2 separate regions of the Homo sapiens genome follow, and region 1 is linked to region 2. The links are chromatin loops, found by intact Hi-C in ENCODE. Cell type or tissue: endothelial cell of umbilical vein. All regions are shown on one strand.

What was found. Peaks named below come from ENCODE experiments on the same cell type or tissue, not always from the same donor. Only the 100,000 strongest peaks of a DNase experiment are listed, where the experiment ranks them.
Region 1: a loop joins it to region 2, with 5 times the contacts of the local background. A loop is called at or near these places in 5 of 110 quality-filtered maps.

Annotation. Positions count from the first base shown.
Region 1 is chr5:129,768,894-129,773,893 of GRCh38, reverse strand. No RefSeq gene overlaps it. Among named protein-coding and RNA genes, the nearest start is that of MINAR2, 23 kb to the right of the region's middle. RefSeq lists an enhancer at 1,837-2,390. In endothelial cell of umbilical vein, a CTCF peak has its summit at 2,359 (motif pointing left); a DNase peak (open chromatin) is centred at 2,343.
Region 2 is chr5:130,708,648-130,713,647 of GRCh38, reverse strand. No RefSeq gene overlaps it. Among named protein-coding and RNA genes, the nearest start is that of HINT1, 450 kb to the left of the region's middle. In endothelial cell of umbilical vein, no CTCF peak of the experiment used is centred here; DNase peaks (open chromatin) are centred at 2,897 and 4,687; H3K27ac peaks cover 1,554 bases.

The DNA.
Region 1 (5,000 bases), 940 kb after region 2:
CAGTAAAAGTGACTTTTTGGTGCATAGTTCTACGAATTTTAAAAAATTTATAGATTAATGCGTCTTCAACCAGAATCAGGATACAGAGCAATTCTATCACTGCTCAACAAAAAATATTCTTTATGCTTCCCTTTGTATGCACACACTGAAACCACACCAGCTCTTGGCTCCAGCTAGTCTTTTCTCCATTTGCCTCTTGTCAAATACATTTTACTTAGTGTTTCCCACAAGGGGTCCCAGCACTCCAGGGAAATCCCAGAACTCTCTTATTGTCTGGGTGAAGATAGTAACATTAATCATATTCTGTGGATAGCCTCTGAGAACGTACCGAAATAGATAAAGGAGATTAAGATTGTGTCGTGACTCACTCTCTCTGGGCACAAGCATGTATGGCGAGGCAAAATAGGACAGAATAACCAACTATTAACACTATTTCCTTTCTCTTTCCTGAAGATACCTGTAGCCATATTCCCATCTGACTTCTAACTCAAACTGCATTGACGAATGTGAAGACCTCCGTGGACAGCAAGGACTGACAGTCTAAATGAGCAATGATGCTGCTCTTATCACAAAACAGGACCGACTCAAGTAGGGTATAAGAGATCAAACTGATTTCCCTTCTTTCCTTGGAAGGATGTTAAAAATTTGAGCTCCAGGAAGACATAGCTGACCTGGGAATGCTGTTTTGGACGAAGAGAGGAATTTGTACTTCCTCCCTGGGGTAGGTGAAGAAGGGAAAGGAAGAAAATATAAATATGTCCCTTGAAAAATGTGGCATTTCTGAGAGATGTGAAAACAGATTTGCCATGTTTGGGATGCAGTTTAAGAGTAGAAACCTCCGAGATACCATATACCATGAGGCTTGGGGAAAAAACAGAAATGATACATTTTGACGAAAGGAGGGCCCAGCTCTACCTGAGATTCCCTGTGGCTGGGGAGTGGCAATGAAGAGGTCTGTACTCTTCCCAAGGCTCCATGGTAAGCTGTGGAAAGTAACTTGGAGCATGAGCTGATGATCATGGCCAGAGGCTACCTGGCCAAAAACAGGTCATAGATCAAGGAGATGCACATTACTGTGATGTATGTGGACCTTTATAAGTGAGATGCTGGCTGGTATCTCCTGCACACTGTACTGGTGATGACTGTGTCACCTGTGGGAGCCAGCACCATCCAGCACTGTGCCACAAAATAATGAAAGTAGACAGAATCTCACCCTCCCTGCCACGAATGAATGGACTTCTCCTCTCTAGACTTGCATATCTTCCAGAGGAAGAAGTAGGAAGCTGAATTAAAATTTGAATTAAATTTTGACTGAATTAGTAATTCTGATAAAAGACTGATTGGACTAAATTTAGCCCCAATACTATATTTCTGGAGACAGGACAAGAGTTCTATTTCTTCGCACTCAAGTTGGTGTCTATAGAATTCAAACCTGTTACATAAATTTAGAATCAGAAGGAGTGGCTTTGTGTCCTAGAAACCATCTTTAGGGACAATATATGGCTGGAGTTCTGCCACTGATTCACACGAAATTCCTACTGATGCACAAGAAGTCATTATTGCATGATCCCTGATGGCTGAGGCTGTCTCATGATCATATTTCTAAGATTCCATTTAAAATGAGTACGAATTCCAGCTCAACTTTAAAGTATAATTTATCTGTTAAATAAAAATCTGTTTGTATACATCTTGAGGGTTAAATTGCTCATGAAACTTGTATTCCTGAGGAGTGTGTAAAGGCCGAGGAAAGAGCCAAGACAAAGAGATGATTTGTATCTGTACATCTGCCTGTTTGTTCCACAGGGAAGTGCCACCAAGTAGGCCTTACGTTCATGGGCGCCTGGACGGGGCTTTTAAAAGTTCACAACAAAATCCAGAACACTTGTGGGTTTCCCCAACCTGAACCTTAGCTTTGAAAGAGTTTGCTGAGTTGCTGACACTCTCAAGATCCTGTTTCAAACTTAAGAGAGAAAGAATCACCCAGGGAGCTTGTTAAACATGACGATTCTGATGCAGCTGCCCTGAGAGTCTGCATTTTTTAATAAGCATGAACCACAACTTGAGTAAAGACACAATAGAAGATTTGGTTAACGAAGTCCATGTGCCCAGCTTGAACTTCCTTGATCTGAAGACTTCTCAGCATGGGACCCCAATTACTGTCACTTTTCTGTGCTGATGCACACTCAGTGATCCCGGCAGGCTCTCCTGCTCCCTACCCTAGGGCTTAATCAGCACAATTAATCACTTGTATTCCTTTGGAAGTTCTTCACTCATTTGTCAAGATACCCGTATATTGACACAACTGAAATACCGCCCTCAAAATAGGCAAGCTGTGGTTTGGCATCCTGGTACACACCTGCCCTCTGGTGGTGAGAGAGTAACTCCAAGCTATAGGGAAATAAAAGATCCTTTCCCTTCTGCTCTTTATCATGGTGAACAAGATGAAACTCGGTGTCTGGCCAGTGTACAGTAAAGAAAGGTGCATTTTAAAGGCATAGTCTACAAAGATGAGAAAATCCTGGGAGCAAATTCTGTTGCCAAACTATGACTAGGTGCCTTACATGGCAGCACATTGGAGAGTGATTGAGGGATTCATCCCACCAAACCTCTGATGCAGACGACACAGACCTGCAGGTTTCCCGGAGGTGAGGTTCTTCAGCGTGGGTTTGATGTCAGCTCCTCTGAAGCCAAACTCCTTCCTGACACAGAGGCGTTGGAGCTTCCTGGGACTGACATCTAATTTAGGGATAATCTAAGGCAAAGTTAGAGAAATCAGATCCTGTACTCTGGAACATTGTCATAAGGGAAAGACATTCTATCCATAACACTTACTAAGAAAGAGTAATTAACTCATACATATTCTTAATCATAGAGTCTATCACTTAATATTTTACCTTATAAAGAAGCCCCACAAGCCTAAATTACAAAATGGTACAAGCATATGGCATTCAGATTTACTGGGATTCTGAGCATAACTGTGTTTGCCCTTGTTAAAGCAGGGTCTTTTTGTACTCACTTGGAGACTGGGGCTGAGTGTACGTATAGCTATGGGTCGAAGGAGAGGAGACGCACTTCCGTTGTCTTCATCAACAGCTGGACCATATCAAGCCCCCACTACAGCCATGAGAAAATAAAAACTTTAGCAGAAAGAATAGTCAGAATAGGTTTAGTAGATCTAAGCTCTCATTGCAATTTGATTCTGACAAGTCTTTTGATGTCCCTGAGCCTCAATCTCTTCTTGTAAAATACGGCTTTTACACTTATCTCTCAAGATTATAGTTGAGATGAAATGAGCTTGTAGAAGGGGTAGGGTTTTAAAAATTATGCAGTGTAGAAGCTACAACTATTTCTGTTGAATTCTTAATAAGGCCAGGATGGAAATGTTCAGGTGGGTGGGCAGCAGGCATAGGGCCCTATGGGACACTGCTGTCCATGGGCATCCACTGGACTTGTTAAAGGAAAAATTGTTTACGACACATGTTAAAGGCAGTGAAGAAGACTTTATTCAAGGGAGGCTTCTGCAGTGGGGTTTTATAGTAGAGGAGAGAGATCAGTCTCCACTCTGAATATGATAAGGAAAAGTGGAGACTTATAGCTAAGGGGAACAGTCAGGCTTTGATGGATGGAATATTACTAAGAGTAGGGTAATATTTTGCTAAACTGACCTAACAGGATTTTTACTGAAGGAAGGCCAGGGTGATAAGATATCGTATAGAGGGTAGTCAGATTTACTGTAAACTGACTTAGCAAGATTTTTGCCAAAAGTGGAATAAGCCAACCATGGACACAACCCAAGATCCAGAGCCTAGTCAGAGAGACACTCGGGGGAGCCTAACTAGCATTAGATCAAGGACAGAGTCTTTGTCAAGAATCTTCCTGAATAACTTGGAAAACAGCTGTAAAAGCTGTACATTTATATGTTCATGATAAGCAAAATAAAACTTTTTTCCTGGGTTTGCAATTCTTGAAAGTGGTTTCTGATCATTATATTAAAAAAAAAAGAAAACTTTTGCAGCAGGAACAATAAAATTATTCTATTAAGTATTGATTAGAAATGTTTCAGCCTTTAAAATAATGTATTTTTAAGAAAGAAACTTAGTTAACTGCTGTTTCATTTATATTTACTGATATACTTTTGAATCTGGCCTAACCATTGTTTTATTATTCAAATAATTATCTAAACAATATTTCCCAACTTTGAAACTAATTCTAATGTGAGAGATTTTAGCGCTTATTTCATAGCTGAGAAAAACCCACCAGTTTAATTAGCATAAGAAGAATTACTACCTTTTCTTTGTCAGGAACTTAAAAACGGCGTACAGGATAAGCAAAACTGTGTAAGCCTTGAATCTTTTTCCTTCTTGCTAAAGAAATCTAGTCAGAGAATATTTTATACTGAAAAAAGAATTTCTTTATTTAAAAGATACAATATTTATTTCAATTTTTTATTTTGAAAGAGAGCCTTTTGGCCAGGCGCGGTGGCTCACGCCCGTAATCCCAGCACTTTGGGAGGCCGAGGGGGATGGATCACGAGGTCAGGAGATTGAGACCATCCTGGCTAACAAGGTGAAACCCTGTCTCTACTAAAAATACAAAAAATTAGCCGGGCGTGGTGGCGGGCGCCTGTAGTCCCAGCTACACGGAAGGCTGAGGCAGGAGAATGGCGTGAACCCGGGAGGCGGAGCTTGCAGTGAGCTGAGATCCTGCCACTGAACTCCAGCCTGGGAGACAGAGCTTTTGCATTTAGATTTTATTTATGTATATATGCATATATTTTAAATACAGACACACAATTGTTTATATAGTCCATATAGTTCTATATACTCTGCATCTTTTCAGTAAGTATAAGGCATTGAGGAAAGACAGAGCACCGTGTATTTAAGGCAGAAAGTAAGAGGCAGGAAAGGGCAGATTATAAAATGGAGCCAGGAATGCGGGAAGGGCTCAAAATACACACAAGGAAGTCCTATCCACTCCCTTTCCTACAGTCTGCAAAACGA
Region 2 (5,000 bases):
AGCAATGAAGCAATGCAGGAGTAGAACAAAACAATATAATAAAGTCAAGAAGCTTCCTTAACTTTTGCTTAACAAAGGTTTAAGTTTAGCTGTTACATATGAGAAAAGGCTTATGAAAAAAAAATCACTGCTTCCTAATTTAGTAAAAGACAGATAAGACCATCTACCTCAGCTGGAAACTTGCTACAAGTGACACTTCAGGTTTTTAAAATAATCTTTCAGAAAAAAATACATTTTCTCACTACTTTCACACAGAAAGAAACAGACAGGTAGTGAAGCATTTCCTGCCTGTTTTCCTTGATTTTGCAAACTGAGTGAATCTCTCTGTCATGCTTTTGTCTCCATATCCGACAAACAGTGCTTGTATTATTGCTAATTATTTTCTTCTCCAGACCTCCTTTACTTCTGTAAGAAATATAGACCTCCCACTTAACTATTCACAAATTCCCCATAAGGGCATCTAAAATATTATCATTGAAGTTGCATAGCACTGTTTTCTGTTATGTAATTCTAAGAATGCTAAACCCTGTTTGAATACTATGATATAAATTGTTTACAGATAAAAGTAACACATTTGAAGATTTTGAAATGAACATCTTTCTATAACCAAGAGGAAAATATTTAAGAGATTGTTGCATATCTATTGCAGTATCAGAGAATTTAGATTCAAATCATTTTTTTATTGACATGGAAGAATTTTTGCCTTTCATTCACAAAATAGGGTAAATGAAATCTAAAAAAAGGAATAAAAATTTTACTTCCTAGAAGAGTTAAACTAATCTTTCTTATCTAAATTTTCCCTATTTGGAGTATTCTCTATGGGGTTTGACTTTAATCAGTAGAAATTCTAAATTTACAACAAGGTAGTTTTGGGGATGTCATCAGGTGACCTATAGGAAGAACACTACATCTGCATTTACATTTCGGGTTGCCCATTTTTCAGGATAAATGAGGAGAGTTTGGGATGGGGAGTAGAGACAGCAGTGAGTCCCTCAGTTGACATCTCACTGCCTCTTACTGTGACCTTTGGCTGCAGCTGAATTGTTTTTTTAAGTTCCTACAGTAAACAGAATTAATATTTAAGCTGCTTGCTGAATGAAGTAATAAAATACATCCTTGATGTGTTGTTTTATGGCATGGGCCACTGAGATGTTTATACAATGCCAAATGACTTACAAAGGGATTTTTTTGAGGTGAACATCCCTTTAGGTAAGATAAATCACTATGCTAAAACAAATAAACAAATAAAGGTTTACTATAGACCACTTCTAAACTACCTTTCCTATATCTCACTCCTTACTGTCTACAAAGAATCCTGTAGAAGAGGGTATTGGAATGGTTGTGTAAAATCAATAGTAATTAGTCCTGGATACAATACACTGGAAAAGACACACAAGTGAACATGTATGTGTGTACACAGGTATGTATAATATATGTGTTCTCTTCATCTATATAAAATATAAAATATTAAAGATATGCATATCTGAATGTATATATGGGTACATGTCTGTAATATTTTGTAAATATAAAAATTACTTTGTACCAACATGAGCTGTGTTTAGTTGTTTCACTGACTTAGACAACCAGTCTCTCAGAAATGAGGATTCACTTGTTTAATTTCTATAGTTGCTAAGATAATACCATACACAAACATTTACTGCATAGTTGATGACAACTACCCTAAGAAGTAGGGTTTTCTCTGTGTCTTTGTGAATGCTATTCTTCCTTGAGTGGTTTTTCTCCCTCTTACCTCTACCTTCTTTGTGCTGTCTTCCTGGGTCACAAAACAACATTGACGTTCCTTTATGAATTTCAAAACCACTTGTAATTTAGACCAGTACTACTCAAAATGTTCTGGAGCTGCTATGCAAACTGATACCTGCCCACCACAATTAGGGAGGTACAGGAATTGAGGGTAAACAATTAGGAACTTTTGGAGCAATTTGACTTTACTGAGATATCCAAGCAGAATCTCTCATAACTTCTTATTGTATTTTATAATATATTGGTCTACTATAGATCAGAAATTAAAAAAAGACAAACATGAAAAAAAAACACCTTGGACTTTCACCACAGATGGTTTGAGAAGCAATGATCTATGTGACTGTTTCTTGAACCTGACTACATATCAAAGTTCCCCGGAGAAACTTCTTAAAAAGCACAAGATGGATAGTGACTGGAGCTAGGCTCTGTTAAAAAAAAACTATCCAGGTTATCTTGATGCACATCATGTTTGCAATGTCATTTGAACCATATCTGTTTAATTGCTGCAGCTAATTACATCAAGACTCATCAATTTTTGATGATTCTAGTAGAATTGGATGCCATGTGAGCATTGATCTTGTCCTCACTGCTATGCCTTCAGCACTAGACTTATAATTGATACACAGTAAGTGATTAAAAATTCTGGATAAATGAGTGAATGCATCATGTCTTCATTTTGTGGCCTCTAATAGATTCTTGGGATGTAAAAGAACTCATTTTATATACATATGCAAATTTAAAACCTTCTATAATAAGTCTGACATCACCTGTGTCCTCTCTGTGTTTGTGTTATCAGCAAGTGAATTTCTCAGTACTCCCACATCACAAACCCCAATTACCACTCCATATGTTTCCCAAATTAGTAGCTAATAGCGTTTTCCCAGGCGAATGTATCTAGAAATACCCAGGGATTCACTGCTATACCTAAGTCAGCAATGGTTCATCTTTCTCCTTGCTGTGGAGGAGAACTTGACCAGAGGAGTCCACTTCCCCTGGCCCGGCAGCTTCTTGCATGGGAAACTAGCTGCTCCTGCTGCTACTTGGCTGATGATTTACCCTATAGCACATTTTATCTTTACGTAAACACACAAAGTCCTTTCACGTCTTTGTTCCTGTTCCCATGCCATGACTCCTTCCTGGAATACCATTCTTTTATTCTTACTCACTAAATAAGCTCTTCTACTCCTTTTCTTCGGGCCCCCTTCCTCTGATTCAGCTGAGAAACAACTACTGTCTGTCTCCATCAAAGCTAATTTTCTGCCTCCTGTTTTCCCACCATACTTTGCCATTCTAGACATCTGTTGCATATCATTTTTTCTGTTACTTAACTAATGCATCAGTCTTCATTCATTCTCCTCCCAGACTATACTCCTCCTGGGTTCAGAGCATATCTCATTCATTTCTGTGTTACCTTTGCTTATCTCAGTGCTGGCTTCAGAGTAGATACTTCAGAGATGCTATTTAAATCAGAGTTAGGGTAGTTAGAATAGGAGAGAATGAGGACTCTATGGTGCTCAGGTGCCATGCATCCTGCAAAGAGAACATGAAAGGACATTTTTTTTTCCTTCAATAATTACATGGACTCCTTCAGTGATCCCTGTGTCTGTTGGGCCTTGAGTAATTACCTGCAATCTCTGTCTTTGTGAGGCTATTAATTAAATTCCTTTCGGTGCCCCAAAAGTGGACATTTCTTGTCTGTATCCTTTTGTTCTGTCCACACAGGAATACTGCTGCTGAATTCAGTCTCTTCCAAGTTCAATAAAAGAAATACATTTTCTTTCAGTATTCCTCTCTTTGCTACAATCTGGACATAGGTTCCTTTATTTTGTCAAGATAATGGATATTAAAAAATAACAGCCAATATATTATTTTGTTACTAATAGTCCCTTTAGCACTTGAGTTATAAACCTTTTGGAGGCTCAGTGATTCTGTTCTCTTTATAAGGGGGATTTCTTTTTGTTCTTTCTGTCCATCAAGACAAACAGATTTCCTCTCTGATGTGCTTTTATATCCAGTTCACCCTTGCACTGGGGATATAGCCTTCTGGAGTGCCAACTGCATATGGAGTCTTCTGTTCGATTCTGCATCTTGTAGGAGCTAGGATTAATCTTTGGCTCACTGTTCCTGTCATAACATCAGAACAGATACTCAGGGACACCAGGCTCAGCAGATGCCTCCAGGTGAAAGTCAGGTGGGTTGGTGAACACTTACCTATCCCTATGCAATGTTCTTTCACTTTATTTTTTGGCTTCTGATTATTGATTAGTTTCTTGCCAGCTGAGGGAAGAACTGATATGCATTAATATTTACTTTCTAGAACTTTAATTTCTTTCAGTGAGTATGACATCTGGGGGGGCGTCTAGGATATCACATACATAGACCCAGAAGCCTAAGCATATTTTCTCAGTGTACTACTTTAGATAATTTTTATAGATAATTTGAATGGCAGTCCAACTACCTTCTTGGGATGGAAGAGGGAAACATACTTAAGAACAGAACATAAATTTGCATGTCAAAACTTATTTGGCCTTAAGAATAATTGTAAAATGAATGAGAAAATGGTACAAGAGAGCAACATAAGGCTTAGAAATTTGAGAGTAAATGCACTTTGTCCAAAAACATAAATAAATAAAATAAAGGTTAGGGAAAAAATCTTTATTATTTGTGGGTGATGAGAACCTTTCATTAAATCCTTCTTTGGTGTTTTTGAAATCTTTGCATTTTTATTTAAACGTGGGTTGAATTTGTCATATACATGAATTGCTACAAGTTTTTCTTATTGCTTCTCTTTTCAACAGACTTTCTCTTCTTGATGCTGCTGTCTTATTTTTTCAAATCTTCAACTTCCTTTTAGTTGATTCTGCTTTAAATTAGTCTCCCAATCTGTTTCCTTCTCTCTCCCCATAGGTTTTTTTTTTTCCCAATTCTTCCTCTGACTCACAAACATACGAGACAGACATCTTGCTCACAGACTTTTCATTCTTTCCCTCCCCTTATCTCTGACATTTTTCTTCTACTCTTTTTACGTGAAAGAACTATTTTTTACAGAAATGTTTCTTCTCTTTTTCAAATTTTTGAAAAATTAGGCAGCATATGAAGAATCTTGGAAACCTGAAAATAAGTGATTAAAAGCTTGCTGAATAATAGTTATTTTTAAAATGGAGAATGCCTGAAAAAGCAAAGATCTCTCTAGTTTCACCAAAATGGGCAGAGTCAATAGGATTCTCTATGTTTAT